Regions from separate parts of the Homo sapiens genome. Here region 1 is linked to region 2. A link is a loop called in an ENCODE intact Hi-C map of the cell type or tissue named here. Cell type or tissue: Calu3. All regions are shown on one strand. Each heading gives the region's core, and the rest is flanking DNA. Links, peaks and the distances in the headings are about the cores only.

Region 1 (7,746 bases), core at 1,678-6,677, 160 kb after region 2:
GGAATCTCAGGGACAATCGCAGTGGCATCACATGTCTCTTCTATAAAAGGCTGGAGAGACCCAGAGGGGAAGTTTCTCCAGGAATCAGGACAAAATTAAATGCTGTGCATCACCCACATAGGGATGGAAAGCAGATAACCCCTTTCCTTCCCATCATAAGGATCACTTCCGACATCTAAAGACCAGTTAATAAGAGAAAAGCATAACAAATGTGTTTAATCATAGTTTTATGTTACTGGGGATCCTTGAGAACAAAGACCCAAAGATACAGGGAAAACAATCCATTTTTATGCTTAGGTTTAGAGAATGAACAGCTGTGTAGAACTGTGATTGGACACACACACATAGAGGTATGATCGAATGCTATTAGACGGAGTAGGGAAAGCCAGCAAGGCCCGTCTGTCTAGATTCTTCTTGGCCTCTCTGAGCAGCATTCCTTCCTTCTGGGTATGGGGCAGGACCCTTTCTGGAATTGGGGTCTTATGACCTATAATCAGACAAGGTAGGGAATTTCTTAATGGCCAGCTCTTACACAGAGAGGTGGGCTAAGGTTAAAATCATATTTTTAGGTTTTATGGCTGGCTTTGGGGAAAATGGATTCAGATTTCTATTACCTACTTGGGGAAGAAGAATTCTTAGTTGCTATGGCTTGCCATGGGACAGGGGTTTGTGGTGGGAGAGAAGGAGGAGTGAGAGACAAGAGGTCAGGGGGAGGGCAGAGGGAAGCTTTGCTTTTGAGTCTGCTTCTGATGTCTTCACTCTTGGATATCATTTTCTGAGCCCCAACACCCAGTTACTCTGATAGATAGGAAAGAATCCAAAAAAAAAAAAAAAAAAAAAAGAACCGGGTATGGTGGCTCACGCCTGTAATCCCAGCACTCCAGCAGTTTTGGGAGGCTGAGGTGGGCAGATCACTTGAGCTCAGGAGTTCGGGACCAGTTCTCTATAGAGAACCCCAGTCTCTATAAAAAATACAAAAATTAACTGAGCATGGTGGCGTGTGCCTGTAGCCCCAGCTACTCTGGAGGCTAATGTGGGAGGATCGTTTGAGCCTGGAAGGTGGAGGCTGCAGTGAGCCAAGACTGAGCCATTGCACCACTGTACCCCAGCCAGGGTGAGAGAGCCAGACCCTGTCTCAAAAACAAAACAAAACAGAAAGAAAAAATCACATCTGGTGAACTTTACAAAATTGAGATATTATCCTTAAGAAGCAACAAAATGCTGTTGATGTGGAACAGTTAAGACTAAGCTAGATTATGAACTCCACTTTCTGGCTTCTATGAATGTCCTTCCACTTCTTGGGTCCCTCCCCTTCCTGTGTTTCTTTGGCTGTCAAAATACTACCAATTTTTTAGGACCAACCCTTGCTCATGAGTTTCTTGATCCCTCTGGTTGGAATTAACATCTCTCTCTTCAGCAATCTCATGGCACTTTGATTAAGTGTCTTTTATAGCTCTTATATTCTAGCCAAGCACATAATAATGTTCATGTTTCATTTCCTCTGCTCTAGAGTAAGTCACCTGAGGACAGTGATTGTGACATTCCTCCTTTGTGTCCTCAGAAGGCCTAGCACTGTGCCAAGGACGTATTCCATGTGCTCCATATGTTGATGCAGTGAAATGAAATGGCATCACATTTGAATGGATAGGGCCAGAGCTGGGACAAAGCCTGAAAAACATTGTCTATTGACATAAAATAAACCAAAGGAATGTAGAGAATTTTTTAAACATCAGAGTTAAGATGGGGGACATGTACTTTTCAAACTTAGAAATATTTTTCTTTTTTGTTCATGTATATTTTGTATGACATGATTAATATATATTACCAAAAATGAGTATATTTGTGTTTTTAAGAAAGTATCTTTTCTTGTGAAAACAGTACAATGACTATGAAATATCAGTTTTCTCCTTTTCTTTGCTTATACCATCCTGAATAACACAGAGGTCACATTCCTGATTTGTTTTAGAAAGTTGGCTTTTTAAAAAAATTATCAAAAGATGCTATATTTTAGCTGAGCTCAGTGGTTCATGCCTGTTAATCCCAGCACTTTGGGAGGCCTAGGCAGGTGGATCACCTGAGGTCAAGAGTTCGAGACCAGCCTGGCCAACATGGTGAAACCCTGTCTCTACTAAAAATACAAAAATTAGCCAGGTGTGGTGGCGGGCATCTGTAATCTTAGCTACTTGGGAGGCTGAGGCAGGTGAATCGCTTGAACCCGGGAGGCAGAAGTTGCAGTGAGCCAAGATTGTACCACTGCACTCCAGCCTGGGTGACAGAGCAAGACTATGTCTCAAAAAAAAAAAAAAATTCTGTTTTTTTTAGAATTTCATGTATAGGCTTAATAGTGCATTTACCACCCCCTCCCTTTTTAAAGAGATCCTCCTTGTTTAGTGGGGGAGTAGAGGTTTTGAACACATGGAAATACTAGCAAATTTTGTAAGTAGACAAGACTGAGGCCAGCTCAACCTAGGGTTTGAAAAAGATTAAAGAGACTAAGGCAGCCTATGACAAACTGTCAGCCTGTGCACCCTGGATAAATGCCTGGCAGAATGTAGTGAATACCTCTCCACAGTAGACGCTTTGAATAGGCACATGATTCTAGTGTAGGGTGACATTTTGTGTAGTAGAATATATACTGTGCTTGTTTTAATAGAGTTTGCACAGACACTTGAAATCTATTGATATTCTAGATAGTGTATGTATGTGTCATAAAGAACCAATACTCAGGAGGAATGGACAAAGGAAATAATATTTGTTGAGTATTGCCATGTACTAGGCAATCAGCCTTTAAATAATAATAGTAGTAAAAATGGTAACAGTTATTATTCTGAATGAGTGCTTATTCTGTCCATGCACTGAGCCATTCAATCCTTTTGGCAAATCTTACTACGTATTCTCTCCATGTTACAGATGAGTCAAGAAGCTCTAAGATTATAAGTAACCTGCTTAAGGTCACACAGCCAGTCAGTGCCAGAGCCAGGCTTCAACCTGGTCTAGCCAGGGATTGCTTGGTTGTATGGTCAGATCTTATCTAAGTCTTGTTCAAAGAAAAAAATTTTTTTGAATATTTTTATTTTAGAACAGTTTTAGATTTTGAGAAACATTGTAAAGATAGTACAGAGAGCACCCATATACCCAACACCCAGTGTTGGCCATTGTTAACTTATTAAATTACTATAGCTTATTTTTATAATTAATAAACTAATATTCATACATTCTTAAGGTCCATAGTCTGATCAGATTTCCTTGGTTTTTATCTAATGTCCTTTTTCCATCCAGGATCCTAGCCAAAGATACCACGTTGAACTTAGTCATCATGTCTTCTTGGGCCTCTCTTGTTGTGATAGTGTCTCAGATTTTCCTTGTTTTTGATGACCTTGAAAGTGTTGAGGAGTACTGGTCAAATGTTTTGTGGAATGTCCCTCAGTTGAGGTTTGTCTGATGTTTTCCTTATAATTGGCCTGGGGTTCTATGTTTTTGGGAGGAGGACCACAGAGGTAAAGTACCACTGTCATCACATCATATCCAAGTTACCTACCTACTATAAACACGACTTATCACTGTTGATGTTGACGTTGGTCACCTGGCTGAGGTAGGGTTTGTTAGGTTTTTCACTATAAAGTTACCTGAAAAAAAATTTTTGTTGTTATAATGCAGAGAAATCACACACTAATGAATTATAGGCGGCTCCACAGGAATTGAAAATCATCAGGAAGTCCTCATCTCCAATATTCTCTCTTTGGGACTGTGTGGTCTCTCATTTCCTTTACTTTGGGTGCTTTTTTCATTATCTCTTCTCACTTTTCACTGACTGGTGATCGATTTCTGGCTGCAGGTCACTCTGTTTCCTGGTTTTCTTATTCTCTTCTCTCTCTGCTCTTCGATTCGGCTGGCAACAGCTCACTCGACATCCCTTTCCCCTTTCCCTGGCCAAGGACCTGCATGGCATGCATCTCATTTTCTCCTAGTTTCTTTTCCCCATCACGAGTGCCACTGTGTCCCACCTACTGCCAGTTGCTGTGCCAAACACTTGTCCCTGAATTAATTTGATCTTTAATACAACCCTGTGGGATATGTAGAATTATCTCCATTTTACACATGAGGAAATTGGGGTCCAGGGAAGGTTAAGAAATTGTCCTAAGGTCTTGTAAGTGATAGACTTAACCTTAAAGTCAGGTTTTTCTGACTCCAAAGCCAATCCTCTGAAGTCTGAAATCACAGCACCATCCTTGTTGCCATTCTATATTTTCAGATTCAAAACTCCCAACAGTCCTCTTAGGTTAAGTAGTTTGCCTGACATTACCCAGCTAGTAAGTGGGTAATGTGGGGGATCTGGGCTTAGACCCTGGTTTTTCACAGCCCATAAATCCATCACACCAGATTGTCTTCTAAAATACTGCAACATATAAATTAACCTGATGAATGTCATTGTTTTAGGCCTGTTCTGAAGAGGTGGTAAAAATAAAGTGTGAAATCTATACCTCACTATCTATGACTAAATCTATTCAGGTCTTGACTTTGGCAGTCATCGGCATTCACCTTGAGCAAGTGCTGAATAAATATCCCATTAAGATAAGAGAGCTGTAGATCTTGGCCTTGCAATTAAAATTTGTACTGGGAAGTTTGCAAGGCTAGATGGATGGGAAGAGCAGAAAGATAAATAGTAAAGAATACTGAACTTGCTATAGGCAGCAACTACGCTGTGGTGTGAATAGCATGTGTATGTGTATATGTTTGTGTATGTTGGTCTAAGGTATAGGTGTAAATCGTTGGGAGCTATACAAATCGAAAATGTTTCCTTACCCTGGTGTCCTGGGGTATTGAGTAATTGCAATGGCCTTGAACTTGTAGGGCATAGCCCCATTTTATCTTTACTTTTATTAGTATGTCAGTGGATATAGTAAGGGCAAAATAATACTAGGGGTGAGAGATGATGGCATCTTGAAGTTGGTGATACCAGAGAAGAGTGAAAAGAGAGTGGTTTCAAGATAAGGGGAAAGTGTAGAAGTTGCCAAGGATAATGTGTAGGTGGTAGTGTCACTTACTGAGATAGGGAACACTGGAAGAAAACCATATTTGGTTGGGGTGAGGTGGGATCATTAAGATTATGGATTCTTTATATGTCCAATTGGAGAGGTCAAGTGTAAACTATTAGATGTATGGCTAGAACTCAGGGAGACGTCTGGGCTAGAGACATGAATTTGTGAGTCATCTGTATACAGGTAACTAACACTGTGGATAGTGTCCAAAGCTCCTAGAGAAAGCATTGAGTGAATAGACAAGAGGGCCCCATGGCTAGATAATAATTAATTTGTGAAGGAGAAGGAATAAGCTATAAATAGGAGACACACTGAAAAAAATCCAGTGTTGGGAAAGAGACTTTTGATAAAAGAAAAATTGTAAGAGATAAATTATAGATTAACAGATCATGGAGTCATTAATTAAACAATCGGTGAACTTTTTTTTTTCCTGTGCTAGGTAACATTTAAAAACGGAGACTGTAAAGACTATTAAGACTCCAATAAGCTTACCTCTTTGACATAGCTTTCCTGAGTTGAGTCAGGAACTGGTTGTAAATTATCCATGTTAGCTGTTAGCTGTTTCTTCCTCATGTCTTCTAGTCTTTTATTTTTGTCATTTCTCTGCTTCTAACACTTTTATCAGAAATGAGCCAGGAATAAGGAAAGGAAGTTATAGCAAAAGTGCTAGTTTTTCTGGTTTCTCCTTGGTGCTAATAAATACTTCATGGCGTAGAAATAAAATTCTGGGGAACCTCAGTGGCTTTTGAAAGTCCGTTTTTTGTTTTTGTCACCAAATATCATAAGTTGGTGTTAACTTAAACTTGACTACAAAATATCTAGCTATGGTCTACACTAGATATAGCCAGATACATCAGTCTTTAGGAAAAGGAAAAGGGGAAAAAGACATTATGATCAGTTACATAGTATTTTAAAATAATTCAAGCAAATATAATGCATCAAGAACAAGAAGCTAATATTATTGAGGAAGCAATATACACTTGCCAACTATTTAGCATTACAATGTCTTTTTATGTTCAAAACCACCTAACATTTAGAAGAGAGCAACAATGTGAAATTAAATATAGAATCATACACAACAGTGTCCCATTAACAAAAACAGTTATTTTACCTCCTCAAATGATTGTTACCCTGGAGGAAGAAAAGTCTCAATATATCATCAATCTAATATTGTTTCGCTGGGAGAGAATAATGTATAAACTCAGATTAATTTGAAAATGCTTTTATTTAGAGAGAAAACAGGATTCCTTTTCTGAGTGTTCCTTTTTATTATTGAGAAATGACTTCTATTTTAATGTATCTTGACTCATATTGACTAAACATTATTTAGAATTATGGTTTTCAGACTTTCTATTGTATCATTTGGTATGAAATGACATTATGCAATTAAAAAAGAACTGGCAAGCATATGACCTAAATAAAATACACCATCTTGCTGTCCCTACACCAGAGACAGAGCCAGGTCTAACATTAGGTGCCATGGAGGTAGCAAAAACCTCTCTTCTGGAATGGAAGGTTTACCCCAATGCTCTATGCTCCAGAATATCTTCATGCTTGACTCCTGTCCTCAACCAGCCTTTGAACTATACATTTTCCTTTACTCACTCCTTTGAATTAAAAATACTAATGTATGAATATTATCTTGGAGTGATAACATATAAAGTATTTTTTTAAGGTAAGGTACTTCATTATTTCCTGGGAATGAGACATGTGGATATAGGAAATAGCCAATTAAACACGCAGCACTATGTAAGCCATCTTGGATGATACAAAGGTAATGTATTTGTTTCATGTCCTCAGGCAACTTATATTCTTATTATAAACTATACAAAATTTAAAAAGAGGCTTAACTTTGTGAAGATACAGAAGAAAGTAAAACCTAGGAAAACAATGTGCTGTAAACAAAGAGGAAATTGATCAAAAGATATCATAAATTTGAGCTAGATATTTTAAGGACCTCTTAAGGAAAACAAACAAAAAAGAAAACATGTACCCTATTCAGGAACTTCAAAATTCCACCGAAGTGGCCCATGGATTTCTCTTCCCTTGTGTTTAGCAATATTATTACTTTTTTCCTCCGAACTAGTCATTTATTTTTTATGTTTCACTTATTTTCATCCATGATTTGTCTATCTGAAAAGCAGACTTCCAGGTGGAATATCCTGTGGAGCTTTTTTCATCTTAATGCTTGATACGTATCAGAAAACTGTCCAACCAAGAGTCTCAGTCAACCTTGACCCAACAGAAGTGTTAGAACTGTATACTTGAGAGTTGCCCTTGTGCGTGGGCCTGCTTGTACGTTAGCAGAAAGAGGCCTCCTTGTCAAATAATGCTTTTTCCTATGCTCTTGGCAACTGGGAAATTACTTCAGCTAGTCTAGATGAGCATAGACTGATAAATAAGCAACTTCTTTTTTTCTTTTTTCACCCTCCTTCCCCCCACCCAGAGCTCTGTCATCTGGTGCTCCTAACCAGCTGTGCTTTGGTTCATTATCCGGCTGAGTCTTACACTTATCTGCAAGACTGACTCTTAAATGCTCTGCACAGTGTCATTCTGGATGTCTGCAGTTACTAATGAGAAGTCAGACAACCAGCGAGTCAGAACATTTCAAGAACGCTTGGAGAAAAACAGTTAAAGAAAAATCACTTGGGTAGAAGATAGAAGTTCACTATGTTTTGATTTGATTTGGCTGAGATAGTATGCTATT
Region 2 (7,746 bases), core at 1,240-6,239:
CAGGTATTAAAATATGACACATATCTCCCAAATATGTACAACTGTTGTATATCAATAAAGCCAAAAAAAAGAATAAATTGATATATTTGACTACATTAAAATTTAAAGTAAATGTTCAACAGAAGGTACTGTAAGAAGTTAAAAGACAAGCCACAGAATGGAAGGAGATACTTGTTATGCATATAACTAACAAAAAACTATGAAAGATAGTATGTATATAAGATCTCTTATAAATTAATGAGAAATAAGCAACCCAAAAGCAAATGGGCAAAAAAAAAGTAAAAGTTAATTCTAAGAAGAAGGAGTTAAAATGGACCATAAGCAAATGAAAAGATGTTCAAACTAGTAATTAGGGAAACACAAAATGAAAATGGAATACGATTTCACGTCCATCACATTGGCAAAACTAAACACCAAGTACTATTGGGGCTGTAGAGCAGTTGTAACTCTCATACAATGTTGAGAAGAACATACAACATTAGGGAGAACATTTTGAAGAGTACTTTCTGCAACATCTTGTAATTTTCTATTGGAGTGCTTATTTTCTATGAAGCAGCTATTCCACTTCTAGATATATCTCTTAGAAAAGCCTAACACTTGTTAATAAGTAGTTTTGTTTAAAGAAGTCTCATTAAAGTCTGCATTTTTTAAACAGAGGAGGTTAATGACCTCAATATCTATCAACAGGAGAACAAATGAATTATGATATATTCATACAGTGGTGATTACTAACCCACCAGTTTAAAAATAATTAGAGCCACATGTATCAATATGAATAAATCTCAAAAAACAGACTTTAGCAAAAAGGTACAGAATAGTTATTGTATATACCGCATATGATATGTATGTTATTTATATATTGTTAAACATTACTGTATGTAACTATAGATACATATATGTTGTAGTATTATAAAAGCTGTATGAAAATGATAAACAGAATTCTTTAAAGAGGTTTTCTCTGGTGGGGAAGGAATAGAATAGGATTGGGAAATGACATGCTGGAATTTTCAATTCTATCTGTAATGTTTTAATTCCAAACAAAGCAAAGTGTAACAATAAAGAGGCAATCAAATATTAGAAATTCTTTCAATGAGAAAAATAGACTCTGAGTAAAAGTCTTAATATGTCACACCATGGCCTGATAGGTTCACCATGTGTTCTAGATGCAAAGTAGAGCACATTTTAACTAGCATTCTAGAGCACTGATTTTCAAGTATTTTAGCAATATAGTATGCTAAACCCCAATATATAAAACAGATGACTGGTATTTTATGACTAAATATCTTTATGAAACATATATGAGTTTATGTGAAATATATATATATATATGTATATAATAGGAAGATGTAAAGAACTCCTATTATCGGTATTATCAGTAAGAAAAAGACAACTCGAAAACCAAACATCGTATGTTCTCACCAACACGTGGGAGCTAAGCTATGAGGACACAAAGGTATAAGAATGATACAATGGACTTTGAGGACTTGAGGAGAAGAGTGGGAAAGGAGAGAGGGATAGAAGACTACAAATATGGTGCAGTGTATACTGCTCGGGTGATGGGTGCACCAGGATCTCACAAATCCCCACTAAAGAAGTTACTCTTGTGTACCCCAATAACTTATGGAAAAATAAAATAATAAAAAGACAACTCAATAGATAAATTCTCAAAGAGGATACCCAAATAGCCAACAAACATATAAAAAAGTGCTTAACCTCATTAGTCAGCAGTAGGGAGATCATATATCCCAGTTTGCCTATATTAGCCCCAGATTACGTTAGTTGCTCAGTTATTAAAAGCACACCTTTCATTTTCTGTTTAAAGGATACATTTTATGGTTGCCCTAACTTACCATGGAAATATGAATTAAAATCACAGTGACAAACCACTACGCATCAGAACTAAAAAGACTAGCAGTGCCAAAGGTTGGCAATGAAGTGGCGAAGACTAACTCTTATACTCCCAACAGCAGGAAGGTGTCCCGTGGCTAATTCACGACATTTCCATAATGGAACTTATTTAGGGATGTCGGGAGAGGTGACTGTTCATGCCAAGCACACTCTATTTTTGTCTTAGGGCTTTTAGAACCCTTTACCATGAGGTCGGTCTGAGTCTCCGCTCTAAGTTATGGAGCCTTGCCTGTGGAGTGTGTTTCAAGGCTGGTTTAGCTCAGTTTGTAGTTTACAATACGTACCAGTGAGCAATTTCATTAGCAATTTAGGTCAAGCATTAATTCAGAGTAAAACTTTGCTCAAACATAATGTTCCCTAGTCCTGTTCTTATAGTCAACTGAGTTATATACACATTGATATCTAGGAAGGGGATATCAGAAGCCTTCTGGGGGCAATCTCTCTGTATTCTACCAGTTCTCTGTGAACCTCACTTTCTCAGATCAGCAGAAAGGGAAGCATCATGAAGAAGTAAAGTGTTCTTCCTTGAGGCTGGCTCCCACTTTTTCCCATTTCATTTGTCTCATCATGTCTGCCTGATCCCCATCCAGGAAGAAGAGGGGCCAAGGACTCAGAATATCTTATTCTTTGGTGTAACACTAAGACCCCTTCTTCCACAAACCAAGGGACCTAACCAATTGCCCTGGCCTCCAAAAACTCGCAGAAACCTCTGCAGTCTACTTTGAAGCCACCATAAAGAGTAAATTCAACCAAAAAGTCTTGACATCTTTCTGGTTCTTCATTCAAAGAGAAATATACTTATTTTTTCTCTTTTAAATTAAATTGCAAGAGTCAAGGTCAAGTGGTCACCTGGAATTCCCAGCTGCATTATACTTTCTTCACTTTGTGGGTTCAAGTCAGACAATGAATGTGACTTCAATTTGCATATGTGGTGAAAATGGATTTTTGTCTGACTTCATCACACTTTCATCAGACAGGAGCAGGGCCTCCGCATCTTCTGACCAGTTCCATTTTTGATTACCTTTGCTTTGATGCTTGTGGATTTATTAACCAGCTAAGTGCTCACCAGAAACTTCAGCGCTGGGAGCCCTGGGCCAAAATCACAAAGTGCTCTTTCCCTCACACAAGGCTTTTGTTTAAACATTTCTTGAACGAACCAGCCTGTCAGGTCTGATTCTGTGGGAGAACATATTTGTAAGACAAAGCAATGTTGTGGCCTACCAGGAGGCCTATGACTCGCACGGTGAATTATTCACTCCTCTGCCTTGCTGGACAGGTCAGGTCACTGGTGTTCACAGCGGGGAGCAAGACATTATTCATTACCAGGCTTGGTTTGTTGTCTTCAGTGATCCCCTTCCCCCAGTGATCCCCTGTCAGGTTTTAACAAGCCATCACATTCTTTTAAACTTCCCCTGGGCAGCAGAGGTCTCCCCTACCCCCTTTTTTCTTTTTTTCACTTGCAGAAGGTACAGTAATAGGTAGAAAGCTGGAGTGGTTGTAAATTGCAGCAGTTAATGTCAAATTGATGGAGCAGTGATCAAACGAAGTTCATAACCACACGATGCAACCTGAGAGTGGAATTCTCTCTCAGACATTTCTAATGACTGGGCTATACAATCATAAACGTGAAGACCTTTTCTGGGAGGGGCAATAGAAAGAATTCATGTGGGTGACCACAACCATGAACGAGGATGACACTGGACGTCAGTTTTGGAGAGAGCTCTGATGGTTTGGGACAACGGTACCTGAGTAAGAGCCTCAGCTCTGGGACATCTTCAAGAATTAGGATTTTTCCCAGCTCCTCCACTGGTTTTCTACCCTTGATTGCAGGGATAAGAGAGGAAAAGTTTGCTTGTCTAGAAAAGCCACAGTGGCAAATTGCTGAGCTGTCTGCCTAGCTCTAGCATCCAGCACAGTCCATTCACAAAACAGAATGAGAGACAATGTCACACAATTAACAGTGACACATTTAAAAACCAATTACGCTAGACGCTACGCAGCTGACTTCCAGCTGTCTGTTCAGCTGCAGGCAGCAGGAGGAAAAGTGATTTGATGCAGGAAAACTTTACGCTAAAAAGAATCGGAGAGTAATATCCAATATATCCCATTGTTGCCTGCATATAGAAGGGAAGGGCAGGTCTGCTCACTTTTACTTTATTATATTTCTCCCCTCTGTTGGATGTAAAAGGTATAGTGTCCTAGGGTTAACATATTCAGAATGATTTAGTTGCAGAAAAAGAGGAAATTGCAACTTGATGGCAAGAGTAACGAAATGAAATGAATGACAAAGTCCCCTAAAATAACTATCAGGGTCTCCTCCCTCCACAGTGGAGGAGCCCCTCTCTGTCTCATGCTTCTCTGACATGGTCTGCACATGCTGCTGGTTGGGTGTGAAGTTAGTATCCTAGGCAGAAGAGTGAATTGACAACTTTATATGTTTTCAAGTTGTTTAAAGTATAAACCACTTTAGCGATGGATCTTGGAATGGTTGAAATTGTGGTTTGTGAAATAAGCACTTAATTTAAGATTGGAAATACCCACAGGAATAACTGAGCCTATAAAATATGAAAATTCACATCAACCTGTAATGATAAACATATATGAAGTACACAACCTGTAAAGATAAGAGTATATCACATCAACCTGTAATGATAAAAGTATATGAAGTACACAAAAGCATGACTTGAGTTTACAAGACTTGTCCAGAGAGCACAGAAAATCACGTGCTACTGGGTAATTCAGACAAATAGCTTTGGCTTGCCCTTAATTACCTAAACAATTCAGGACTGAGCTGGGCCATTTTTAACTGAATATAATTAGGGTGGTTCCCTTTGGTTGTGTGGACCTGGGTATATAATATGTTGTATTTCAATTCCTATAATTTACAGGCATATGAGCAGGCTAAATATTGTAAAGCAGGATATGGTTCCTGGAGGATGCCAGCATCCACCCACTAATTGACCTGCTAAGAACCAGCAGCAACATGCTCTCCAGTTGTGGTCTGGAGGCTGAATTACAATAAATACCCACATGAGTGTCTTATTTAGATTTGTCCGATTAAAAAAACTCATGTACAAAGCTGATGAGACCTATGTTAGTTGCAGGTTAATACTTGCTGATTTCTTGCCGTCAACTCTCCAGTAAACAAGAACGAAGGCATGGCCAGGCGCTCTCTGTTGCTGCCAGGAAGGGAGGCTTTGAGAAGCCAGCTGCAGGGCAGGGGCATGGCCAGGAGCATTGGTCTTGGAGCCAGATAATTTGGGTTGCACTCTTTGTTTGGATACTTCTCTTCCTTTGACCCTTCGTCACTTATGGAAGCTAGACCACAGTTTTCTCATCTGCAAAATAGAGGCAATGATGTGGTTCTCACAGATGGTTGTGAGATACAAGGCGGCAAGGTTTGAGACTGCTCCTTATAATTAAGTCGTTGGCATAGAGGAAAAGACTGGTGTTTGCAATCCCTTTACTAGGCAGCATCTTGGTGGGAATTCTGAGAAAGGACCCAGTGAGCCTATGGCCAGTCTCCTCCAACTTGGGATGGTGTCTAGATTCCAAACAAAGAGCCAGTGGGCAGCAGAAAAGCAAAGCACTGGTTTCTGACTGAGGGGCCATTGGGCCCCCCGTGGGAGACAGATCTTTAATAATGTTTTTAATGACAGTTCCTTTCCAATGTGGGGGAAGTCTGTACTGAGAGAAACTCGATGCCTCTGGCCTCGGGCGGCAGAATTACCATGTATCTTTTAATCTCAAGGAATAAGGAGCTTTAGTTCACAACAACCCTGTGCATCTTGTCTAGGCCTCCTGCTACACTGTGTTCAGGTAATCACATCAAATGGAGAAATCAGATAGTTTCTGGCTGATTCAAAATGTCCTGGCTGAGAGGCAGAGGAGATGTCAACAGAGATTTCAGGCTCATGGAAAAACGCTCAGGTCCAGCTTCATCTGCTTGTTCCATTCTAATCAGAGAGGTCCTCTGTGGGTCGTAAGACAAGAAACTAGGGGTTTAAAGGTCCCTCAGGAACCAGGGACCAAAATCTGGATCTGAGGAGCAAAATGCTTAAACAAGCTCTGTCTGAGGAGTGAAGGTTAAATGACCCCAGGAATGGGCCAGCTCTTTCTTAAGCAACTTCCTTGGTTTGGGGCCAGAAGGCCTGATGCCCAGTGTCTGTGAATGCACAGGATTGCAGGCGGAGTGCAGCACTTGAGCACCTTCTGTGCTTTTCAGCTCAGCCTTGGAGCAGTTTTATTCCATAAATATTATTATATTTTATATTATATATCATATATAAGTGTATTATAAAAGGCAAAATTGTGACCTGTTGGGTCTTGGACTCAGAACCCATGCTATGGAAAAAGGGACTTCACCCAGTAATAAAATGCTTTGGGATTAGTCCCATCAAAAAGATAAAAATCTTAAATTGCAAGCATCATAAGAGATCTAACTTTATTTAATCGTGGACACGTTTCCTGCTCTAACTTTTTAAAGATGGTCTGCATTTGAAAAGAATTAGGACAATCCTGTATCTTTGATCAACTTGAAAGTCTCTTTAGGGGAAGATATTTAACACTCTGGTTTTTAAACAGAAATCTAAATATGCATCAGCTAATAGTTTCCTACATTAAGCAGTATCAACTTTGCCATTTCATGACATCCAAATGAATAGGAGACCTGTTTTATGCTTAAAAGTGACTATCTGTGAACTAAACACACTTGACTGAGAGGTTTTTATGTGTCATTATTTTTGACACAGCTTGTCATTAGTTTTAACTTTGACCTGATTGCAATGAGGAATTTGGTTGTGCAAGCTTGCCTATTGTTTATCTATACTCAGACTTAATTATTGCTTCCCAGGTCAGTCATCACCATTTTAAGTGGAAAGAAATGGCTTTAACCCTTGGGATGATTCCCACAGAGTTTATTTTGTGTACTTGGATCATGAGGTCAGATGCATAGAAAAAGTGGTCACAGTACTCCTGGGGTGGGGGTGGGGTGAAGTGCAGTCCAGCTACTTGGTGGAGGAGAAAAGTGCGAGGCTTTCTCTCTTGTAGAATCACCTTAGTGGAGATGCGTGAGTCAAAAACTAAGGGGCAGAAGAACGGCCATTGTATGGTGTCTCAGAAGAGTCCTTCTTTCCGTTTCCCCACTATAAAGCTTTTTTTTTTTTTTTTTTTAATTTTCACCATTAAATTCCTTACAGTGGGAGGCACTATTGATACGATGGGCAGGGTAATTTTTCTCTTGTGTCTAATTCCTGGCTATTGCAGGATGTTTAGCATCTCTGACTTTCTTCCCCCAATTATTTTGGCAACAACAATGTCTCCAGAATGTTCAAAATTTACTAAACACATTAACCTGGTTAGTAGAGAACAAAGCATGACTCAGATGAGAAGGCCAGAGAAATTTTCTTGGGAAAAGAGAAGAGAGGGAAGCTTCAGATTCTGCTATAGATCATGTCAAGTGGTAGAGGTGCTAAAAATTTCTGTGGAGGAGCACCAGCAATGAACCTTGCCTACTAGAATTTAGCTGAATGTGTCCCTTGTTAGGTGGGGAGGGGGGAAGGAATAACATTTCTTGAGTAACTACTATGTGCCAGCAATTTGTAGTAATTATCCAACCTACTCATCATTATTCTGTGAATTAGGTATAATTATTCAACTTTCATATAAGGAACTTAGGGCTGACAGTGACAAAGTTGGGATAGGAATCCCTGACTGCTAAAACTGAAGCTGTCTCTCTTTAAAGATTTGAACTCATTATGAAACTTCCTCTGCATTCTAAGTTCAATGTTTTTCTTGTCATCCTGGGTGTTCAAGATCATATAAACAGATAAGGAAACT

What was found. Hi-C counts contacts between places; a loop is a spot of excess contacts. Peaks named below come from ENCODE experiments on the same cell type or tissue, not always from the same donor. Only the 100,000 strongest peaks of a DNase experiment are listed, where the experiment ranks them.
Region 1: it touches region 2 in a loop (4-fold over the local background); 1 of 110 quality-filtered maps calls a loop at or near these places.

Annotation. Positions count from the first base shown.
Region 1 is chr12:42,911,026-42,918,771 of GRCh38, forward strand. No RefSeq gene overlaps it. Among named protein-coding and RNA genes, the nearest start is that of LINC02450, 220 kb to the left of the region's middle. In Calu3, for the core only: no CTCF peak of the experiment used is centred there; a DNase peak (open chromatin) is centred at 3,856.
Region 2 is chr12:42,754,034-42,761,779 of GRCh38, forward strand. No RefSeq gene overlaps it. Among named protein-coding and RNA genes, the nearest start is that of LINC02450, 66 kb to the left of the region's middle. RefSeq lists an enhancer at 2,447-3,333. In Calu3, for the core only: no CTCF peak of the experiment used is centred there; a DNase peak (open chromatin) is centred at 3,148.